2 separate regions of the Homo sapiens genome follow, and region 1 is linked to region 2. The links are chromatin contacts, found by Hi-C or POLR2A ChIA-PET in ENCODE. All regions are on one chromosome and are shown on one strand. The core of a region is the stretch at or near the end of the contact, and the rest is flanking DNA. Distances in the headings are between cores, read along the strand shown.

Region 1 (5,626 bases), core at 823-3,322, 56 kb before region 2:
CCTGTCTAGGAAGATGTGTAGAAACTGCCCTCATGGCTCATGACCGCTGTTCTGGCAAGAGAGGCCCCCGGCATCCGAAAAGCAAGAACAGGAGGTAACTGGAAGGGATTCCTCCAGTTCCAGAGACTCGAGCTGTGAAACAAACAACAATCCAAGAGTGTTCATGTGCTGCGATTTCCACTAGGGATAATAACTGCTACCATCGCTTGGCTATTGCCTGCCAGGCTCTGGGCTTTCTCTTAGGTATATCATCTCATTGCAGCCTCTCAAGAACCATATTTTACAGATAGAAAAACTGAGGTTTAGACAGATTAATAAATTGGGCAAAGACATAATCTCACAACTCATAAATCGTAGGGCTTGGAGTCGGGCTCAGAAATCTCTTCTCTTAACCAGCCCTCATGCTCAACTGCCCTCTCCTTGCATAGCAGGGACTGTCCTGCTTCCCGTGATGATTTCGCATGAGGATGTGCTGGGCTGAGGAGGGGTGAGGACACTCTTGCTTCTGGAAGGGGACTTTAAGGGAGACAGTGGCTCCTTTCCTGTGTGCACAGGAGCCAGATTATATTAAACAGGTGACTATTCCAGATGGATCGTAGTCAAACAGAAAGAGCCAGAATATTGTAGGAGGATAAAACCAGGTATCCTTAAAAGAATACAACACTACGAAATATGTCACCGGGACATCTCAAATCTCTGCAAGTCCCAGTGGACTCATGCTGTCCCCGACCTCCTGTCCGTCCTGATACTGCAACCCTGGTTTTCTTCTGGACCCCTATATCTCAGTGTCTCTCACTGCCACCCCATCACTCTCCCAAAAACCATCTCCCCACATCCCTGTGGCCAAAGTGTAACTGAGTTCTGACTTTTCTTTTGATCTCCTACACGCTTGAAAATCCATCCACTTCTTTCCAATTCCACTGCTGTCACTCAAATTTGGATTACTAAAATAGCTGTCCATCTGGTCTACCCACCATGTAGTATTGTGTAGTTACCTGTATGGCTTTGCAGCCAGACAGCTTGGTTGGCATCATGTTTGTTTGTTCTCTGTGTATTTTCATGTCTTCATCTTTAAAATGGGGATCTTAATAGTACCTTTTTTTTTTTGAGACAGACTCCCACTCTGTCACCCAGGCTGGAGTTCAATGGCACTATCTCGACTCACTGCAACCTCTGCCTCCCAGGTTCAAGTGATTCTCCTTCCTACGCCTCCTGAGTAGCTGGGATTACAGGCGCCAGCCACCATGCCTGGCTAATTTTTGTATTTTAGTAGAGACAGGGTTTCACCATATTGGCCAGGCTGGTCTTGAACTCCTGACCTCAGGCAATCCACCCACCTTGGCCTCCCAAAGTGCTGGGATTACAAGCGTGAGCCACTGCACCCGGCCAATAGTACCTATTTTATTGGGTGCCTGTGCTTCATTTAAACACTTAGAACTGTGTCAAGCACGTAGTAAATCAACCAATGCTCATGGTTGTTAATGCTACCCACTCTGACCTCCCTGCCATCCATCCTTCCCTCTGCAGCTGGTATAACCATCTGCCTGCTGCTTAAGGCCCTTCCACAACTCCCCGTTGTATTCAGGATAAAGCTAATAGTCTTTGACCTGCCAGGACTTGCTCAACTTGGCCCTCATCCTCTCCCCAGCCCGTTTTCAGCTCTTGCCTCCCAACTTCTCCCAGCTTCACCCTCGTGTTCCAGGCCTTCTGCTCTCTGCTCCCCTGACCATGAGGACTTCTTGGGACTCATATTCATCTCAGATTGCAATCACCTTCCCTTCCTCCTTTGTCGACATACCTCCTTCTCGTCATTCAGTTCTCATTTCAAGTGTGACTTCCTCAGGGAGGCCTTCTGTAACTCCTGTTACTTGGCTTATTCCCTGTGGGAGGTTTTTATTTGTTTGCAGGTTTAGTTAATTTCCATCTCCCTATGTGTGTGGACTGGCCTGGAGTTTAACACATAGGTAGCAGGTGTTCAATATGATCTATGGGTGAGAGTTTAATGAGATAGTACCCTCCCCTCTCCCATGACTTCTAGCAGCTAACTCCTCCCTGCAAGGACTTCCTCAGCCTGGGGATTGAAGCTCAGGGTGGAAATGGCTGCCTTTCTGGCTGCCATTTTCAAGGTCCTGCTGTCTTTCCAAGCTTTGGCTGGAGAAGGGGGAAATGTCACTAGCAGATGGGGTGTTACCATCTCCCGTGCACACTGGCATCCACGGTCGTAGGAGATCCTCATGATGACTCAAATGTCAGGTAGGATCATTATTGTCCTTGTTTCTTAACTTGCAAAAAGAGGCCCTGAGACATTGACTTATCCATGACCACACAGCTCGTGAGTGACAAAACTAAGGTGAGAAAGAGGTCCCAGGAACCTAACACATGTTTCTTTGTCACTGTGCTCCAGTGCCTTGCTGAAGCAGACACCCAGACAAGGAATGGCAATGACAGCACAAAGAAGATGAGTGTGTCCCCTGCCTTCTTCATTCTCCTCTTAGTCTTTGAGAATTTCCATTGGCTACATTTCCTAGTGGTCACAGTCGTGTTCTCTGGAGGCAGATTCTGAGATGCATTTTAAGGGATAGGATATTTGTTAATGGATTTTAAGGGATAGGATATTTGGTGCCCTTGAGATCGACACCAGTGGAAGTGAGGACAAGAAAAGTTTGAGTGGACAGAGGTGGGAGCTGAGCAGTGATGCAGAGGAGACAGCCTCAGCGGATGCCAGGGAAGCTCAGGAGCTAAAATGGCTTAGCAGCATTGTTCAGCATTGGGTTAAAATGACCCAGTGGTACCTTTATACACCTGCCTGGATCTGTCAGTTGTGGGATGCCCTAGTCAGGCATCTCTCTGCAACTGCAGCCACTTCTGAAGGGTATAATGGCCCTCCTGGCAGCTGCGGCCATCTGTCCATAGAGAGGGGATCTGGGCAGGTGCCATTGTACCTGCCACGCTAATTTTGTCTTCCTGCGTTCGCTTCTCATTTTCTGATTCTGCCCTTTCCCCTATTCCTTCCCTCACTTATTCAATCACCAATTAATCAATCTGGAAAGAGTTTTTCTGAATGAATTTCTAGTATTATGTGGCCTGGTGGTGCAGGGGTGGCGATGTGCCTGGGTATATAGGATTCTTGGCCTGGGATACCTGACACTGAGGGGATTATGTGGCTTAAGTAGTTAACAATAAAGAATGAAGATAAAAGGAATTTAGCCTTTTCCATTGGAGTTTTTATTTTCCAGCCCCTCCAGTTCCAATTCTTGTGAGCAAACTTCCTACCAAACTGAGTGACTATGTAATATTTATCCTTGCAAAATGCCCAGCAGCAATAGGACCCATGTCCTGCAGACCTTGCTTCTGTTCAGCAATTTTTTCTTTGTCAAGGGCTTCAATGCATGCTTGATTTCTCCTATCAAGGGAGGCACAGTGGATAGCACCTCCCTCCTCAAACTGAGAGGATATGGAGAGGTTGGTCCCATGCCTGAGGCCATGGTGCCCACTCATGGTAGAGCAGGAGGAAATGGGGGTCGTTCAACACTCAAGTCTGTTCACTCTCCAGGCTTTTAGGAAGAAGGAGGCCAGGCAGGGGTATAACACCCTTCTGTGTGACGGTTTAATTTTTGTGCAAATATCTGGACTCCTCTTAGTATCCAATTAGATTATTTATGCTGTAAAACTTGAGATAATTGGCTATCCTTTTGGTCTCAGAAGGGTTTCCTTTTAGAGTCAGAAGGTTTGTTGGAACCTCTAGGGAGGCAGAAAGTGCAGGCACCAGCAGAAGAAGTCAGCAAAAAGCTCCAAGGAGGTTTATTTAATGTCTCATCATCATCATCGTCATCACAATTATTATTATTCATTTTTTGCCTCTCTGGAAAGACGGGGCTCCAGTTTCCATTGAGTGAAGCTTTAAGCTGGCTCATAACCCACTTACTCTCTGCTCTTCTGCACTCCAATCTGCTGAGATGTCTGTAAATCTGTGCCACCAACTATGGTGTTCAGACAGTCTGAAGATTATTTCAACCAGACCAGAGATTGATTTTAGTTTCCCACAAGTAGAAACAAGCTCAAGTCAGCTCAGCAACTTACTTGACTTGGAGCCACTCTTTTTTGTTTATTCCTCTTCTTTCCCGTTGCAAACTCCTAATCTCTCTTGGCATCAGGACTTGGTCTTTTGCTGTAGGAGCCACACCAATGGATACCACTCAACCAAAGTGACCCTGGGACAGAGCCAGTATAAACACGGTCCCTCGTGAGTCAAGCGTCTGGGATAAGTGAACAAACACTGGGCTGAAAACCTGGGACTGGCTGGTTGTTTAAGAGCTATCACCTGCTCCTTCGTTCTCATTGTAGCCCAGGGCTGGCTGGGTCAGGGGGTGCATGTCTCATCCAGAACCACACAGAGGCCAACATTTTATCAACGCTCACCAACCAAGTAAACATTTGACCAGCTTACTTTTTCCTTGCTTTGCTCAACTTGATAACAGAGAAAGTGTTCTGGAGAGAGAAGGGATGGCAGTGTTAGCAGAAATAACTGCTCTAATCTCAGCAGTGGGAGGATTCGCTGCTTGGCCTTCCTCACGGGTGGGAAAGAACATTTTTCACCCAAATCAAGAGTGGTCTTTTTCACCCAGTGAAGCTGCTGTGTTTGACTTTGTTGAGGATGTGGAAGGAACTATTTAATTACTATAATGTGGGAAAGACTGAGCAAAAATATTGTTTAACAGCCCAAACGATTGAGGTGGTCCAATTAAAGAGCTGACCCTTCAGTCTTCTCGTGATTCCTGCCATTCCTGGAAGATCTACTTTCCTTGCTTGCAGGACATTTATGAGGCCAGCACCTCCTGAGGAAATGCTGGAGTTTAGCTTATAACTAAACTCCTTAGTTAGAAATAGGATTATAAATATATTGGTAACAAGGGATCCAGAGAGTATTATAGTAGACAGACTGGGTGCTCAATCAAAAACTGTGCTTCTGTTTCATTAGAGTCTTTGGGAAGTGGGAATGTTGAGATGGGAAAGATACAAAAAAATTAGAGAAGATGTTTGTGCAGGAGATTTTCCCTCCCAGCCAGGTCATAAACTCCTGGGTTGAATGTCTCCATAAATTCCTATTTGCTTTAGGAGATCAACTGGGGATGTAACATGTCAGAAGGAATCCAACCCATATTTCACAAGCAGGCGAGAGAGAGTGAAGTGGCTAATGACCAACATCTTTAGAGACAACTTGAGTAATACAGAGCTGATAATTTTTTCCTGGGGTGAAAGACCTGCCAACAGCTGCTCTTGGAGATATTCCAAGGCTGGCCCATCAGAGTGCAAAGAGCAAGTCAAGGAAAGAAACTGAGGGTAATAAATATACCTTGGTCTTTTCAGGATCCTTATAGAAACAGGTTCACCTGCCAAAACATGACACCTTCCAATCTTATTGTACTTGTCTGTGATTAGAAGAAGGTCACCAATTTGATGCATTGGCGAACATGAGAGTATATGATCAAAAGGAGAACAAGTGAGTGGGATGAGGGTAGCCTTCCTGTCTTGCCCAGGTGGCAACGATGACCTGCTAGGAAATATCTACAAGCTCTGAGAAATTAGAGCAGAAGAAATAAAAATCAAGGGCTTATGGTGTTTGGTG
Region 2 (5,399 bases), core at 2,534-5,033:
ATTCTCCTCCAGGGGAATTATCAGGATTTCAGGGGAAGCACCAGTTGAGATTACAGCACACTTGGAAGCTAGTTTCCTCTCAGTGACCTGTGTTTGGAAGATGTGTTTGAACTTGGAAACTATTGGTAGAGCTGTGACAATTTGGGAGGTTGTGGTTGATGTATGTTGCTCCCAACTATTTGCTGTGCCTCTCGGCTGGGTCCTTCCACAAAGGATCCTTCACTGGGACTTTCCCTGCCCGGGCGTAGCGGGGGTGGGGTGTGTGTTTCCTACTCCCTTGTGTCAGGTGTGGCCCTGTCACCTGCTTTGGCCAATGGAGTGTGAACAGCAGTAACCCACACCATGCCTGAAGAGAGGTGTCGGGATCATCACATGGCTTGCCTTGCATGTGGGTGGGTCATGGATTGGGCTGTTCCTTCCTTCTGGTAAGTGGGAAGAAGGAAACTTGGAACTGAGCCATAATTCAACTACAGCTGACTTGAAACACAGGTGAGAAAAAATTCTTGTTGCTGTAAGCCACACAGTTCTTAGAGTTGTTAACAAGGCAAAACCTAGTGAAACCTGACCACAGAGACATTTTCACGATTAATACATATTTTTTTATCTTAGGATTATATGCCTGACCTAAAAGGTACTGCATTTAAAGGAAAGATATAAAGTTCTGAAATATTCCTTTTTTTTTTTTTTTTTGAGACAGCATCTCACTCTGTCACGCAGGCTGGAGTGCAGTGGCACAATCTTGGCTCACTGCAATCTCTGCCTCCTGGGTTCAAGCGACTCTCCTGCCTCAGCCTTCCAAGCAGCTGGGATTACAGGCACCCGCCATTACGCCTGGCTAATTTTTGTATTTTTAGTAGAGATGGGGTTTCACCATGTTGGCCAGCTTGGTCTGGAACTCCTGACCTCAGGTGATCTGCTCACCTCAGCCTCCCAAAGTGCCGGGATTACAGTTGAGAGCCACTGCACCCAACTGAGTTGTGAAATAGTCTTAATGTAAACTCTGAATGTTGGTCTATGACTCAACACTGAATACAAAAAGAACCCAAATTCAACAAGATTGTAATGGCAAGAATGGCTTGCCTTATCCCTAAGAACAACATAGAAAAGGTGACTAATTATCTTTTGATTACTTCTGAGTCAATATTTACATTTATCATGACAAGATAGCTTTTTAGGGAAAGTTGTAAGGGTATCATATCCTATCATTCTAATATTTTGTGGAGCAAGAAGCCCAAGTTTAAGGACCTAGTGGCCTCAGGATCTGTAATCACATAGACACACTGGGCCGCCCAGGTACCACTGTCATTAGGTCATTGATAGCTTTCATTTGGGAAGGGACAACTTAAAAGGGTCCAGGCACTTTTCAAAGCAGTTATAGATATTATCTTATTGAATCCCTCTCTTTACCTTGGGGAGAAATTATTTTCTCTATTTTCTAGGTGACGAAACTAAGCTTAGAGAAATTAAATAATTTACATGCATTCACAAAGCTAATACATGGAGCACCTGGTGAGCAAACCAGCTCTGTCTGCTCCCACGGCTGCACTCCTATCTAACCACCATCATCAGCATTAGCTTGCAAAGGAGTCTCGTGGTGCAGTGTGACAAAGCTAAGTTCCTGCTCACTACGCGTCAGCATCCATTATAGATTAAGCAGCTGTAATTAATTGACTCATTGCTCACCCTGTGCCAGGCCTGATATTAGGTATTATATATTAATTTAATTCTCACATAGACTCTGAAGTAAGTACTAATATTATTCCCATATTTCAGACAAAGGAACTGTGATATAGCACAAGGTATGTTGGAATCCATAGTCCATGCTTCTGATCTCAACACTGTGTCTCTAACTTCAGTGTGCTTTAGAATCACCTGGAGGGGTTGATAAAAATGCAAATGACTGGGTCCTACCTCAGAATTTCCGATTCAGCAGGTTTGGGGTGCAGCCAGAGGGTCTGTAGTTCTGATAATTTCCCAGATATCCCCGATGCTGTTAGACCTTAGACTACACTTGGAAAACCACGATTTATACTCTTCACCACTTAAAAGTTATCTGGAATATGGAGAAAATGAATAAGCCAAGAAATTAGATTGTCTAAAATTTAGTCTCATTACTTTCAAACAAAGGAATGGAGAAAGTCATTGGGATTAAATATATAAGTACTGCAGTGGCCAGGTGGAGTTTTTAGTTAGAAAATGTTTCCTTGGGGATAGAAATTCGGGTGTAATGTCTTGGCAAAAAGTTGAGAATTGCTGGAAAAAAGCAAACAGGTAGTAGAAAATTGCTCTCAGGTTTCTTCCTTGGATAATGGGTATCATTAAGGGAAGCTTTTAGCATTGGCCTGGCTGGGAACATTGGAGGACTGTGGGGAGAACCTAGATTCTAGGATGGGAAAGTTAAGGCTGGAGGACATTAGGGGTTCTCTTGCTGAAGTGTGTGATTCAGGTGTTCCATACACATAAAGGAATTTGTGGTTAAATACTTTTGGAAGGATTTGCCTACTGGAGCTGAAGCTGAGCCCCCAGACACCCCATTGTTTTCACTCTTTGGAGAGCCACATTGCACATTTGTTTATTACAGTTTCTGAGACGTCCTACAGTTATAAAACCTGCTTAACTGTAGCTATATATACGTGTGTGTGTGTGTGTGTGTGTGTGTGTGTTTAGCCTTTTTATGACATTTGAGAACACTGAGGAGTGCTGATCTGGTCTAAACTCTACACTTTATATCTAGGGAGATAAAAGGATCAAAAAGTTTGAGTAACTTGTTCAAGGTTACTGAGCCAGTAACAAGGTTAGAGCTGGAAACAAGCTTTTGTGAATCTTAGTCCATTTTACGGGTAGGTATCTCTCTTCGTGGTCACACTCTATGTTGAGATGAGTTATCCATCTCACTGGCTACTGGAAACAGGGTGGTATAGAATAGTGTGACCCTTCTCCCCTCATCCAACCGCAGCATCTCCATCGTCAGAAATGCAGGCTCTCAGGCTCCACACCTGAGCTACTTAACCAGAAGTTCTTGGGGTACAGTTCCCAAGAACCTGTCTTCAAAAGAACTCAATTTCCCCAAGCAATTCGGTAGCTGGAGTTTGCTAGTGATGCCTTGGCAAATTGGAGAGGTGCTCCTCTCACCCTACTATACATTAGAAAAGCAAAAAGTGTTCCTTTACAGACCAATCCACATTTGCATTGCATGTGAGCATGTAATAATGCAATTTGCCTCTGTGGTCAGATATGTAGCTTTTTTCCTATGTTTCTGTTCCATTATTATTGTTTGAAATTCCATAAGTACTAAAAAAAATTCTTTTCCATCTCTAAATGTGGTTTGCATCGTTGTTCCCTTTACTCCTCGATGCGAATTCTTTAAAAACTTTTTTTTAATCTCATAGAACATCAACCCTTCTGTACTCGACAAAGACAAGTTTAAACAGATTCCGGGCCCAACAGGGGACTCATTTGCCATTTTCCATGGCAAAGAATCTGAGCACTGGAATAAGCCAGAGGTATCATTTACTGAATATTTTCATAAAGACAGTTTAATTTCAGGCCCTTTATTTGTGAGAGAGCTGGCTAACCCAAATAAAACATTACACATCTGTCTGTTGTTACGAGTGACCAACCTCCGCTGAACATTATTACCTAATAACAACTAACTTCCCTATAGAGTGAGAGTGCCGCAGCGGAGGGCAAATGGAAATTTCCTGTGGTTTACCACCCTTGGCCTCTCCCTGCTCCAACATGCGAAGAACTTGGGTAATAAGCATATTCTCCCTCTAATCACAGCGTGGCTTGGACATGCATTGTTGTGAGATGACTGGCAAAACAGGAACACTGATGTCTGGAAGTGAGTGTGGAGGGGGTGAGGAGGCGAATTGTACTGTGTCAGCCTCCGTAATGCACTGCTCAATTTTCTTTTTTTCTTTTTTGAGATGGAGTCTGTCTCTGTCGCCCAGGCTGGAGTGGAGTGGCACAATCTCAGCTCCCTGCAACCCCTGCCTCCCAGATTCAAGCGATTCTCCTTCCTTAGCTTCCTAAGTAGCTGGGATTACAGGTGTGCACCACCACACCCAGCTAATTTTTGTATTTTTAGTAGAGATGGGGTTTCACCATGTTGGCCAGGCTGGTCTTGAACTCCTGACCTCAAGTGATCCACCTGCCTCGACCTCCCAAAGTGCTGGGATTACAGGTGTGAGCCACTGCTCCTGGTCCCAATTTTCTCCTTAGGAAAGAGATTTCTTCAACAGGCTAGTGGAATCTCACTCACTATTTTTGTCTGGATTAGTCCAAACCTACAACAGAGGAGAAGATGGCTCAAAACAGTACCATTTGGTTAAGGAGAAGGAAATCCACAGCGTTTGGGTTTGTCTGACTGTGGTATAAATCAGAGTGGAAGGCTTCTGTTTTTGCAGATAATACTGGTAGAGAAGCAAGTATTTGACCTTTTTTTTTTTTTTTTTTTTTTGAGACAGTCTTGCTCTGTTGCCGAGGCTGGAGAGTGCAATGGTGCGATCTCAGCTCACTGCAACCTCAGCCTCCTGGGTTCAAATGATTCTCGTGCCTCAACCTCCCGAGGAGCTGGGATTATAGGCATGCACCACCATACCCGGCTAATTTATGTATTTTTAATAGAGATGGGGTTTAACCATGTTGGCCAGGCTCTCGAACTCCTGACCTCAAGTGATCTGCCTGCCTCCGCCTCCCAAAGTGATGAGATTACAGGCGTGAGCCACCGCGCCCGGCTTAATGTGTTTTATTTAATGAAACTTCAAAGTGGACATGGTTGGAGCATTCACAGGAGATGACACGTGGGAAGTAAGCAGTGATGCTGGTTTTCTTAACTCCTGTTTCTGTGAGACATAAGAAGATGCTTGAGACTGGATCATGCCTTTTTATGCCATATCATTATATAATTTACAATACTTCCAAACTGACTTTCCCTTAAGTAAATCTATCTCTCTCACTAAGATGTTGAGTCTGCCAATTTTTACCACTCACATTTATCTTTCTTTGCCTCACATTTATAATATTTTGCACTACGATGAAGGCACGGAAACATAGAAAGTATGTTTTATAAATATGGGTAACAATTTCAGGCTGGCTTGTTTTCTGGCCTCATGCTGACTACTACATTTTCTTTTATTTGAAATAAATGTGGAGTTGTCAGTCTCTACAAATTGATGACTAATGGGCTCTGATGTAATTCACCTGCATGCAAAGGTAAAATTCTTATCTTCATTGGCATTCATATTAGTTATTAGCATGAATCTCATCCCAGGCAATGGAAATTACGACTTGTGCTTGATTTAAAACCAAATTATGGCTGGGCGCGGTGGCTCATGCCTGTAATCCCAGCACTTTGGGACGCCGAGGCAGGCGGATCACAAGGTCAGGAGATCGAG

The links. Hi-C counts contacts between places; a loop is a spot of excess contacts on that map. ChIA-PET counts read pairs that join two places held with the same protein, here RNA polymerase II (POLR2A). Pooled maps may share reads with other maps.
Region 1: a map of chondrocyte shows a loop between it and region 2 (4-fold over the local background). The contact joins the promoter of LINC01423 here to the enhancer-like site in region 2. A Hi-C loop is called at or near these places in 13 of 168 maps with a recorded cell type or tissue (CD14-positive monocyte, CD8-positive, alpha-beta T cell, Right ventricle myocardium inferior and 8 more), 2 of 37 single-sample maps with no recorded cell type and 13 of 50 pooled maps. POLR2A ChIA-PET finds 5 or more read pairs at or near these places in 2 of 52 experiments (A549 and GM12878).

What each region holds. Positions count from the first base shown.
Region 1 is chr21:38,342,522-38,348,147 of GRCh38, reverse strand. LINC01423 (long intergenic non-protein coding RNA 1423) reads left to right here and starts at 2,072. Exons shown (of 6, transcript NR_110545.1): 1 at 2,072-2,253.
Region 2 is chr21:38,288,260-38,293,658 of GRCh38, reverse strand. The region is part of intron 1 of KCNJ15 (potassium inwardly rectifying channel subfamily J member 15); the gene reads right to left. Among named protein-coding and RNA genes, the nearest start is that of KCNJ15, 34 kb to the right of the region's middle. Within about 2 kb of position 3,783, at least 7 of the 41 ENCODE cell types and tissues checked have a DNase peak (open chromatin) inside an H3K27ac peak, as active enhancers do; they include CD14-positive monocyte and endothelial cell of umbilical vein, where a contact is called at or near this core.